2 separate regions of the Homo sapiens genome follow, and region 2 is linked to region 1. A link is a contact called in ENCODE Hi-C or POLR2A ChIA-PET data. All regions are on one chromosome and are shown on one strand. The core of a region is the stretch at or near the end of the contact, and the rest is flanking DNA. Distances in the headings are between cores, read along the strand shown.

Evidence for each region. Hi-C counts contacts between places; a loop is a spot of excess contacts on that map. ChIA-PET counts read pairs that join two places held with the same protein, here RNA polymerase II (POLR2A).
Region 2: a loop to region 1 is called in a map of cardiac septum, with 3 times the contacts of the local background. The contact joins the enhancer-like site here to the promoter of ADPRHL1 in region 1. A Hi-C loop is called at or near these places in 3 of 168 maps with a recorded cell type or tissue (cardiac septum, heart right ventricle and testis). POLR2A ChIA-PET finds 5 or more read pairs at or near these places in 5 of 52 experiments (BJ, GM12878, HEK293 and 2 more).

The regions. Positions count from the first base shown.
Region 1 is chr13:113,451,505-113,456,935 of GRCh38, reverse strand. ADPRHL1 (ADP-ribosylhydrolase like 1) reads left to right here and starts at 3,448. Exons shown (of 8, transcript NM_001394807.1): 1 at 3,448-3,712. The coding sequence starts at 3,499. It overlaps DCUN1D2 (defective in cullin neddylation 1 domain containing 2), which reads left to right. Exons shown (of 7, transcript NM_001014283.2): 7 at 1-1,117. RefSeq lists enhancers at 1-918, 4,915-5,416.
Region 2 is chr13:113,542,775-113,547,980 of GRCh38, reverse strand. It overlaps SLC9D1 (solute carrier family 9 member D1), which reads right to left. Exons shown (of 13, transcript NM_017905.6): 11 at 602-681. Among named protein-coding and RNA genes, the nearest start is that of TFDP1, 39 kb to the left of the region's middle. RefSeq lists an enhancer at 1,294-2,037. Within about 2 kb of position 1,305, at least 14 of the 41 ENCODE cell types and tissues checked have a DNase peak (open chromatin) inside an H3K27ac peak, as active enhancers do; they include heart right ventricle and testis, where a contact is called at or near this core.

The sequences.
Region 1 (5,431 bases), core at 2,199-4,698:
TGCACTCCAGCCTGGACGACAGAGTGAGATTCTGTCTCAAAATAAATACATACATACATACAATAAAACCGAATGAGCTGGTTCTTTCCATCCTCTTGTGGTACCCGTAGTGCCCAGCATCCAGACCTTTGTGCCCCTGTGCACATTTGGAAGCTAAAATGTACATCGTTGTCTGAAAAAACCCAACCCCAAAACCTTCATCTGATTGGTGAGCTGAAGTCTGTCCTTGCACCATGTTATCATCTGTTTCTCGTGTCCGCCTGGTTGAGGAGGACCCACGAGTGCTGCCGAGGTGTGGAGGGCTGGTATTGAGTTGTGGACATCACTGTTGACCCTACCTCACGTGCCGAGACTCTCATGTCACAGGCGTGCCTTGCTGCCCCCCTGCAGCACTGTGCAGGACGTGGACCAGCTGGAGCTGCTGCCCAGCACAGAGGAGAGTCGCCGCAGATGACCTAGCTGCGGTGTGAGAGAGCATGGCCCAGACAAGCAGCTGGGTTGGCTTCTGAGAACAGGACTTACCCTGGGCTTCAGGAACATCTGATGGCTGAGGTTAGTGTGCTTGGAGGCTGCAGGACGAACTGTCGATGTTTCTTAGCAGAGATGGTCACAGAGGGCAGCAGGGACAGGACTGGAAGGGACCTGCAGCCTGCAGACCCCGCCTGGCCCCCGCTGGCTTCTGGCTGGTCCAGTGATGGGCAAGTGACAGACCTTCCCCAGGCTCTGCTTCCAGAACTCTAATGGGAAACTGGGCCTGTCTACCTTTAGAAGTCTTCGATTCTCAGAGAGCATTTGTCTAATACAATAAAAACTGGCATTAATACAAACCTCAAAAACGTGAGCGTATCTTCCAGGCTTCATGGATTCTTGACATGTAATTGTTTTGTTCAGAAAAGTTTATAGAATTCACATAATTCTGTATAAACTATGGAGATCCACAGTACTTTTTTGTTTTTGAGATTTAAAGTTCTAAGGGATTGTCAATAGATATCAAAATATTAATCATTGGACAAAGGCTTTTCCAAAAATTGTGGGTTTTTTTCTTCTGTTGTATCCATTTGAGTCCTGCATGCTGTGAAATGCTGAGAACAGAAGCATTAAATTGGTTTTTCTCGGGCGTGGTTTCCTTTCGATTCTCCTCAGCTGCAGGGATGTCTGCCTATAGGTGTCAGCATCCACGTCATTGTCCCAGGATGAGAGAACAGCCCCCAGCTAGCAACCAGCGGGCAAGCCCCTGCCCCCGTGTGTGGCCCGCCAGCCCTGGCCAGGTAACCAGGTCCTCAGGTACCTTCTGTCATTGCGTTGCCTCTCAGCGGTGCACCGTGCACCTGATGGGGTGGCTCATGTGAGGAATGAGAGATCTCACAATAGGCAGGATTTACGGGAGTGTGTCGGGGCAGGAGGTCATGTGTGCCAGCACAAACTGCTGGAAACCGTCCCTTATCGGAGGCAAACGGCCAAGCACGGGGGTCTGAGGATCATGTGCTACCTGCCGATTCACGGTGCACCTGCCAGCGTTCCGGAATCAACAACGCCAGCTCCTCTCAGTGACATTGTACATGTCATTGTGTTATTTTCGCTTGAAGTTTATATCCATTTTAGACCTCAGGCTTCTTGGGGCCAAGAATAAACTTTCTTCTGATCCTTGTTGCTGTGTCCACAGTTTCAGGTACAAAGTAGGGGCTCTGCAAATATTTGTTGGATAAACGAGCTAACCTTATCCCGTCCTGTTTGCTGAGGGAGCCAGCTAGTGCTCTTGGCAAAGGTTTCCGCCGCCTGCGAACTGAAGCGCTCAGCGAGCGGGCTGTGTTAATCCCCTCAGCAGCACACGCTTCGGCCCCACAGTGCAGTTGTGCCTAAAACAGGTGAGAGTTTGAACGAAGGGCCGCCCCTCCTGTCTGTCTTGTTTGGATAGGGACCCTGCGTGCATGCTGTTTTTTGTTTTGGAGTTTTGTTTGTTTGTTTGTTTGTTTCTGAGACAGAGTTTTGCTCTTGTTGCCCAGGCTGGAGTGCAATGGCGTGATCTCGGCTCACTGCAACCTCTGCCTCCTAGGTTCAAGTGATCCTCCTATCTCAGCCTCCCAAGTAGCTGGGATTACAGGTGCCCACCACCATGCCCGGCTAATTTTTGTATTTTTAGTAGAGACGGGGTTTCATCATATTGGTCAGGCTGGCCTCAAAATCCTGAGCTCAGGGGATCCGCCCGCCTCGGCCTCCCAAAGTGCTGGGATTACAGCCATGAGCCACCGCGCCCGGCCTGCATGCTGGTTTTGAAGTTTGTTTCTGAATCTCAGGATCATGCTAGCTGGCATGACTGTGCTGATGGCTGCCTCCACCAGCAGACAGTGGAGGGTGAGGTGAACTCACTGCTTGAGATCCTCCGTTTTAACAAGTGCTGATATAACGCCAGGCGGTTAAATGCTTCCTACTGTCTCGCTGTACACTACGAGAGTTTTTATCAGACGCATTTCTTCAGTCCAGGTGTAACTCTTTGCTTCCCCTGGGTCTGATGGAAACCAGGCCCCGAGGAAGGAGACGGGAGAGACACAGCCCTGCTGGGCTCCCGGCCTCTGCGGAGAACTGTCCTGGGGTGGGGTCGGGAGATGGACTGTTTTCCTAATTTATTTCAAACCAGGAACCCTGGCTGTGTGCATTCTGCCTCACCCCCCGTCTCCATATTTTTTAATATTCTTTTCATGAGCTAGCAGGGATGATGTAAATACACTGAGCTGACCGAGGGCCGGATGGGAGGTTCTAGTGAAGCCTGCGGTTTGCTGACGACTTTCCCCCTCAGTGCAGTCCAATTATTTGGGAGCCGTTAAACACCGCATGCTGAGAAGACACCGTCATTGTTCACACAGGAGCTAGATAGACTTTGTTCCCTCTACACTGCATTTTTTAAAAGTTTTCTATCAAAAACACATTTCATAATCGAAAAGTTTTCTAAATGATAAAACCGCATGTCACAGATTAATCTCAACATTATGTTGAGTGAAGGAAGCCAGACACCGAAGGCCACACATTGTATTTGAAATGTCCAGGAAAGGCAGAACTGTAGAGACAGCAGATGGGTTGTTGCCCGAGGGGTGAGGGCACGCCCCGCAGCGGGCGGCAGTGACAGGCACGCCTGCACACATCTGCTCCCGCATCACCCCACGCCACACACGGGGAAGTGTGCGCACTCCTTCCAGGGACAGCGAGAGGAGCCCCTGCTCTGTCAACGCTCTGAATGTGCTGCGGCTGCCGGCAGAAGCTAGCAGGCTCCTCTGCTGAGGAGCTGGTGCCTGTCCAGACGCAGAAGAAAACTGACACCTCCCACGTGGGGGACAGAAAGGTCCTCTCATTGGTGCCACCTGCAGAGATAGACAAGGAGCGCCTGGCCATCAGAGGACGCTCCTGACAGTGACACAGTGACCACTATAAAAGTCAGGCGGGCTGAGGAGGAGACAAAGGCCAGGACGCTCCGCAGCTGTTGGGGAAGAGGAGCTGCCTCCTGGGATGGAGAAATTTAAGGCTGCGATGTTGCTGGGGAGCGTCGGCGATGCTCTTGGCTACAGAAATGTCTGCAAGGAGAACAGCACTGTAGGCATGAAGATCCAGGAGGAGCTGCAACGTTCCGGGGGCCTGGACCACCTCGTACTCTCGCCAGGAGAATGGCCCGTGAGTGACAACACCATCATGCACATCGCAACCGCCGAGGCCCTCACCACAGGTAGGCTGGGCCCACCGCGCTCCGGTGTGCGGGCTGGAGGGAACACTGGCTGCTCGAGTTCTCCCAGTAAGCCTCCGAGAGCTTTGAAGGCAGTGCGGTCCTTCAGCGGATGGTGTTACCTGATACCGCTGCTAAAAGTGGCAATTTAATCTGAGTGTCCCTCAAATTTGATATGCGGCAGATCACGTTTCTCCTGTGGTTTCTCTGAGGGTGACAGTATTACTTTACTTTGCAGTTATTAAGATTCAGTTTTTAAACGTGACTTTTCACTTGTATTTGTAAAGCGTTAACTAGGCCTAGCACCTTCTGTTTCTAATAGAGTTAAAGCCAGTGAAGCCTCTCTCGGCCGTGCTGGTGGGAGTAGGGTGAGGGCTCACTTCTCGCTGCAGAGATTAAGCCTTCTTGTTCTGAATTCATTACAAAGGGATGTAAAATAAGCCAGTTTGAAATGTGAACCCATTAATACTGTTTGGGGATTAGTTCTAAATTCCAATGAATTAAAGTTAGAATATCATCTCCCAAAATGGTTCAGCTTGGAGAGTTGCCCATACACAAATGTGTTCTAAGAAAATGACATAAACTTGATTGGACGAGATTGGAGACAAAGCTTCTTAAAATACCTTTAAGTAGCAAATTGATTTTAGGATCAAGCTTTTGCATGAATTTCAGGGAAATGGCAGGTGCACAGACATGCAGTCCAGCTTTCCTACGAGGCATTTGCTCTTCAAAACCCCGTGGGTGCTGTTTATCATGGCAGAATTAAAATCTGAGGGCTGCAGCTAAGTCAATGAAATCTCACTTATGCGTTCACTCCACCATTCTGTTCATCTGCCATGGACGTGCCCAGTTTAGTTCTGTGCTCACAGCAGAGGAATGCCATCGAGCCTGTGGCCGGTCCCTAAATAACGGGAGAGCTGAAGCGCCGGCGATAAGATAAGGCTCCCGGCTTGCTGGAGACGGGGAGGCGTCCGACTGTTCACAGCCTTGGCGTCCAGGAGCTCCTGCTTCTGGTTTTCCAGGCGGCCACTCGTGTGCCCTTAGGACCAGCAACCCCATGCTTGTGCCCCGCAGCCCAGAACAGGTGCACCCCACACACAGACACCTGTGGGACACAGCTCCGGCTTGTTTTCACCGTAGACGGCTGGAGCTCACTCTTGAGTTTGGCTTCCTCTGGGCGTCTGATGCCGTGTGTGCGCTCATACCAGCTCTGCATGTCCCATTTCTGGTAGCACTTGGTGGGCGTTTTGTAAATGGCAGCGTCCATGGCTGTGGGTCTGGTCCTGCCAGGCCCGCAGGGAGGGCAGCGGCACAGGACACTCCAAAAGTGCACCGACGGAGATCGGCCCAACAGGACACGAAATTCACACAGTTAAAAGGGTTACGGACGTTTAGGGCACTGTTTTTTGTTTGTTTTTTGAGACGGAGTCTTTCTCCATCGCCCAGGCTGGAGTGCAGTGGCGTGATCTCAGCTCACTGCAACCTCCACCTCCCAGGTTCAAGTGATTCTCCTGCCTCAGCCTCCTGAGTAGCTGGGGCTACAGGTGCCCACCACCACGCCCGGCTGATTTTTGTATTTTTAGTAGAGACGGGGTTTCACCACGTTGTCCAGGCTGGTCTCGAACTCCTGACCTCAAGTGATCCACCCACCTCAGCTTCCCAAAGTGCTGGGATGACAGGCGTGAGCCACCATGGGGCGCTATTCTTAAGGAGGAAGTAAGT
Region 2 (5,206 bases), core at 56-2,555, 93 kb before region 1:
GAAATTTCTTTTTAATACAGAGAGATGTGTGTCTCTGGGCCGAGCAGCTAAGAGCTGGTGGTGTGTCTTTGGGCCGAGTAGCTAAGAGCTGGTGGAGTGGTCCAACGATCATCACAGCTTCTGGCTCCTTAAAACGGAAATGACCTAAGTCACTGTCTATGAGCCAGAAAGCCACTGGTTGCTGACTAGGTCATCACACCTTCAATTAAATGTGGACACAGGCAGCTCGATCACTGGCAGTCACGGGGGACAGACAGAAAGTGCCTACACCATTTTCCAGTCTTTAAAAAGCATGTCTGCATCTGTCAGAGGAGGACGGGCTGGACTGCAGCCAAGGCCCGTCCTGAGGGTCCCAAAAGGTTAGTTCCCCCCTTTAAACACGCTCAATTCTGAAACAATCGATCACATGGACAAACCCAGACCGCCCAGCCTCGTCTACATCTGCCTCCCCCGGGGTCCAGTGGCCCAGTGGGCCTCCTCCGAGATGAGGAGCAGGGCCGGCTCTGCAGGCCCGATGTGGGCCCCACTGGAAACCAGGGCCACAGGGAGGGCTATGCTGAGCCTGCAAACTGCGAGGGGCGTGGACCCTTCCAGTCCATACCTTCATCACCACCACTGACAAGGTGAGGAACACCAGCACCGTGAGCTCGTACGCCACAAACGTGGGGAACACGTGGAGCCCTGTTGGGAACAGGACAGACACGTTACGACCGCAGGACAGCCTCCCCCAGCGCACACTATTTCTCACAACTTCAGTGTGTCACTTGCTTCAATACAGGAATTAAAATCCTAAATCCTCCCAAGTGCACGTGTGAAAGCAACAGCAAATGCTAAAAAGCCGCCCCTTTCCTGAGCGAACCGGGGAAAAGCCTGCCCTGGGATGACCTGTCTGATGTGGTGGGATCCCAGCTCCACTCCCTGCAACAGGCCTCAACTGCAGAGGACACAGCAAAACACACAGAGGCGGCACTCGGTCTGGCACTCCTTCAGGAAATATTCCAGCTGAGGTGCAGATGATCCCAGAGCCCACAGCCCCACAGTGCCCAGGAGTGCCCAGGAGTGCCACGCTCACAGGACGCCTGTGGTCAATGTTCCTTTCCTTCCTTTATTTGGCTCACACATTTTTAAAAACAATGGGAAACGTTGTCTCCACATATTTCTTCTCTCTGCTCTCAGGACTCTCGGACTGGGCTGCTCAGTCCTGCTGTGCTGCCGAGTGACGCAGAGGGGCCGGCGGTGCTGGGGCTGGACCTGAGCTTGGGCTCAGCTCTCCAGCCACAGCCTGGAGCTGCCCAGTGATGCATGTCAGCCCTCGGAGGAAGCCCGGCAGCCCAGAGGCCTCCTCTTGATCGGAAGGACCCAGACCCCAGGGTTAGGTGCACGGAGCAGGCCCATGACCTTTCTGCCGTTCACAAACCACTGTCTCTACCTGACCCAGAAACACAAATGTAAACACTGGCCTTTTTTCTCTTGCCACGACCCGGGGTTCTCTTGCGCTTGAGGGCTGCCTTCTCTGGCCACCCAGTCTTCTAGCCACGGCCCCTCCTCCTGGGTCTGGGTCTCAGAGCTGCCCCCTCCATGCCCACTCCCAGTGCTCCCCACGGCCCCTCCTACCCCGGCCACCAGCCTGGCCCCACTGTGTCCCCCTCATCAGCCCCAGCCCCACGGCGGCCTGGGGTCCACCTCCCTCTCTCCCCAGCTGTCAGCTGAGCCCCGGCCCCAGTCCTGCTTCCCCTCAGGATGTCTGTGCCTCTGCCCTGCTGCAATGCCCGGTCCAGGCTGCCTTTGGCCACACTGGTGTCTAGGAAGTCACTACCGTCACGGCCCTATGTCCACGCCGGCACAACTGAGACAAGCTCACAACAGTGTATGGCACAGGGGACGCTCCCACCTCTCCCCAAAGGGGGCCTCACATCGCGGCCACACAGGTACCCAGGGCTCCCCACCTTGGGCGTTCCGGGCTGCGTTTTCTCCCCGCTGCTGCCCGGTGGAAAGCCTCCCCTTCATCTCCAGCCCCACTGGCTTCCTTCCTGCTTGGGAATGTCCTGTTCCAGAGATTCCAGGCTTCCTTCCCATCTCCTACCTCTGGACTTTTCCACAAGCCTCTCTTCCTCCCCAGCACGCCCTGAGCCTCCACCTCTGCACCTGGTGGCATCCCTCACCCCGGCCAGTCGCTGATGCCCCGGAGGCTCCTGTGCTCTCAGCTGAGCTGGACAGCTGTGTCCCTGCATCTGCCCCCCACCCAACCCTGGGCTGCAAGCTCCTTCAAGGCAGGGCTGCCCTGGGGACATGGCTCACTCCACCCCTGCCTGAGCTCAGTGCAAGCTCCTTCAAGGCAGGGCTGCCCTGGGAACATGGCTCACTCCACCCCTGCCTGAGCTAAGAGTTCCTGGCCCTGGGGGCGGAGTGGGGGTGGGGGGAGTGAGCCAATAATTATGGAGCCTAATGCATTCCAGTCAGTCCCAGAAACAGCAATGAAAATGAGAGACAGGAAACCTCCCTTCAATTTCTTTAATGAGCTATGCTGACTTTTCTATGCAGGGTCATTTATTCTCAAAACAAACATCAAACCTATACTTGGTGTAGCACTGAGAAACTATGTGGGCTCTGGGCTCAAGTCTTGGGTTCCTGGGCCCCACCGGCTCCACAGCACCCAGGAGCACCACATTCACTGTGGACCCAGCTCGATGTTTCAATCTCTGTGTGCCTCAGTTTCCTCATCTGTGAATGTGGATTTGGAGGCTGAGTAAAGGAAATTTGCCATGTGAGGTATGTGCCTGGTTCAGGGCTGCTAAGGACGCTGCCTGCACAGGCACCAGGCCATGGCGTGAAGGTGAGCGAGGCTGGCGGGGGCGCACACCTGCATCCACCAGGGAGGGACGCCCAACAGCAAGGCAGCTCCCAGCACTGTCCCAGAGCCAGCTGCCTGCTTCTGAATGCGGGGAACATGAGAAGAGGATGAAATCCTTGCTGTAAATTTCACAAGACACACCCAATGACTGACATTGTCGATAAAGCTGGAGTGACTAGGAATTAGGGAGCTGGGCAGGCATCTTCCACAAAGGCCAAGATGGAAAACACTTCGTGCTTTATGGACGAACACCTGCTGTGGACTGAGCTGTGTCCTGCGAACTCCTACGTTCAGGCTCCAGCCCCAGTGTGGCTGTATCTGGAGACAGGGTCTGCGGGAGCTACTTAAGGCAAAATGAGGCCACATGCGTGAGAACCTAATCTCTCCGCGCAGGCCATGGCGGCTGAGCCACGGATGACACAGCCAGGAGGCACCATCTGTGGAGCAGGCATGGCCCTCGCCAGACACCTGGATCTTGGACTTCCAGCCCCCACAACGGTGAGAGATAATCATCTACTGTTTGAGTGCCCGGTCTGGAGGATTTTGTTGATGGCCCGAGCTAATAAGTAGCCCAACAGCGGCTGCTGATAAAGAGTAAATGAGCAAGCGTGGCTGTTTCCATAGAGCTGCATTTACAAAGGCAGGTGGTGAGCAGGCCTTGGGCCGCAGCTGGCGAACCCTCATCTAGTGGGAAGACCACCTGCTCCGAAACCTGGGCCGGAGCCACACTGCCACGTGCCGTCCACGAGACCCCGACCTTGCTCTGTGGTGCCTTCTGGGCCATCCTTCGGCGCAGCAGCCCTTCCTCACTCAGGGCCTAAAGATTGCCCTGCCCCTTTCACACCCTTCAGATGCAGCCTCGACTCAGAAGCACAGCCTGGGCCTCACCCAGCGGGCACGAGCCTCGGGGCGGGAACCTGAGAGCGACGCCTGCCAGCCTGCAGGTGGCTGTGGCTGTGGCTGTGGCTGACCTGCAGAGGAGTCTCTGCGGCTGCACCGGGCAGGCAGCCCGGACACATCTGTTGGAACTGGGAGCTCCACCCGGGTTTCTGCCGCCCTGAAGTGGATATCGGGTCCCACGCACAGAGGCAAAGGTGCCGTCTGAAGCGGGCAGATGCCGTCTACGTGCTGCCTGGACTCCAGAACAAAAATAAGGTCCTGGCCGAGTTAGAGAAAAAAGTGAGCTATAAACAAGTTCTCAGATGGCAGAAAAATTAACTTGAATTCCCTGATATACTCAGTACCAAAAACTAGAGCAAAAACACGTAGAATGATGTGAATAGAAAGGGTTCTCAACATAAAAGAACTCTAGTTTGAAGACAAGGCAAGCATGTCTGTGTAAATCACATATTTATGAAATTTTAGATTTTTAACAGGAGCTCTCAGACATGCACACTCAACAAAGCCCCGGCGGACAAGACACCAGGTCACACGCCACGGCCAGGGCAGCCTGGGGCTGGAGCAATGTGGGAAAAATCAGGTCAGGCCTGATCCATTTTATTAGTCCTCGTCTAAAAGAAGTGAAAGGAAGATCAGGAAATCAGTTTATTTAGCTTGCTGAGGAGGAGTCACCAGGAGCGAGGTTGGGGGCACGGGGGGAGGAAGTGGGGGTCACACACAGATGGAGGGCGGGGGGAGGGGGAGGAGGTGGGGGTCATGGGCAGGGGGAGGAGGTGGGGGTCATGGGCAGGGGGAGGGCAGGGGGAGGAGGTGGGGGTCATGGACAGAGGGAGGGCAGGGGGAGGAGGTGGGGTCACGGACAGGGAGGGCGGGGGGCAGGGGGAGGAAGTGGAGTCACCCACAGAGGGAGGGCGGGGGCAGGGGGAGGAGGTGGGGGTCACGGACAGAGTGGGGGCAGGGAGAGGAGGTGGGGGTAACACACAGGGAGGGTAGGGGCGCAGGGGGAGGAGGTGGTCACGGACAGAGGGAGGGCGAGGGGCAGGGGGAGGAGGTGGGGTCCGGACAGAGGTAGGGCGGGGGGCACGGGGAGGAGGTGGTCACGGACAGGGAGGGCTGGGGGCAGGGGGAGGAGGTGGGGGTCACAGACAGAGGTAGGGCGGGAGGCAGGGGGAGGAGGTGGGGGTCACACACACGGAGGGCCGGGGGTGCAGAGCAAGGGGATCAAATGGCAGCCGAGAGGCTCTCCCGGGACACACTGACTCGTGAGGCTGCATTGGGGTCAGGAGGTCACGAAGCCCCTGCTGAATGGTCCTATTTCACCTGCGACAAGGGGCCCAAGCCTCCCAACTCTGTGCTGCTTTCAGGACTGCCTCGGCTATTTATGGCCTTCAAATTTCCACATAAAATTCAGAATCAGCTTTTGAATTTTCCGTTTGGTTGAGGTTGTGCTGAGTC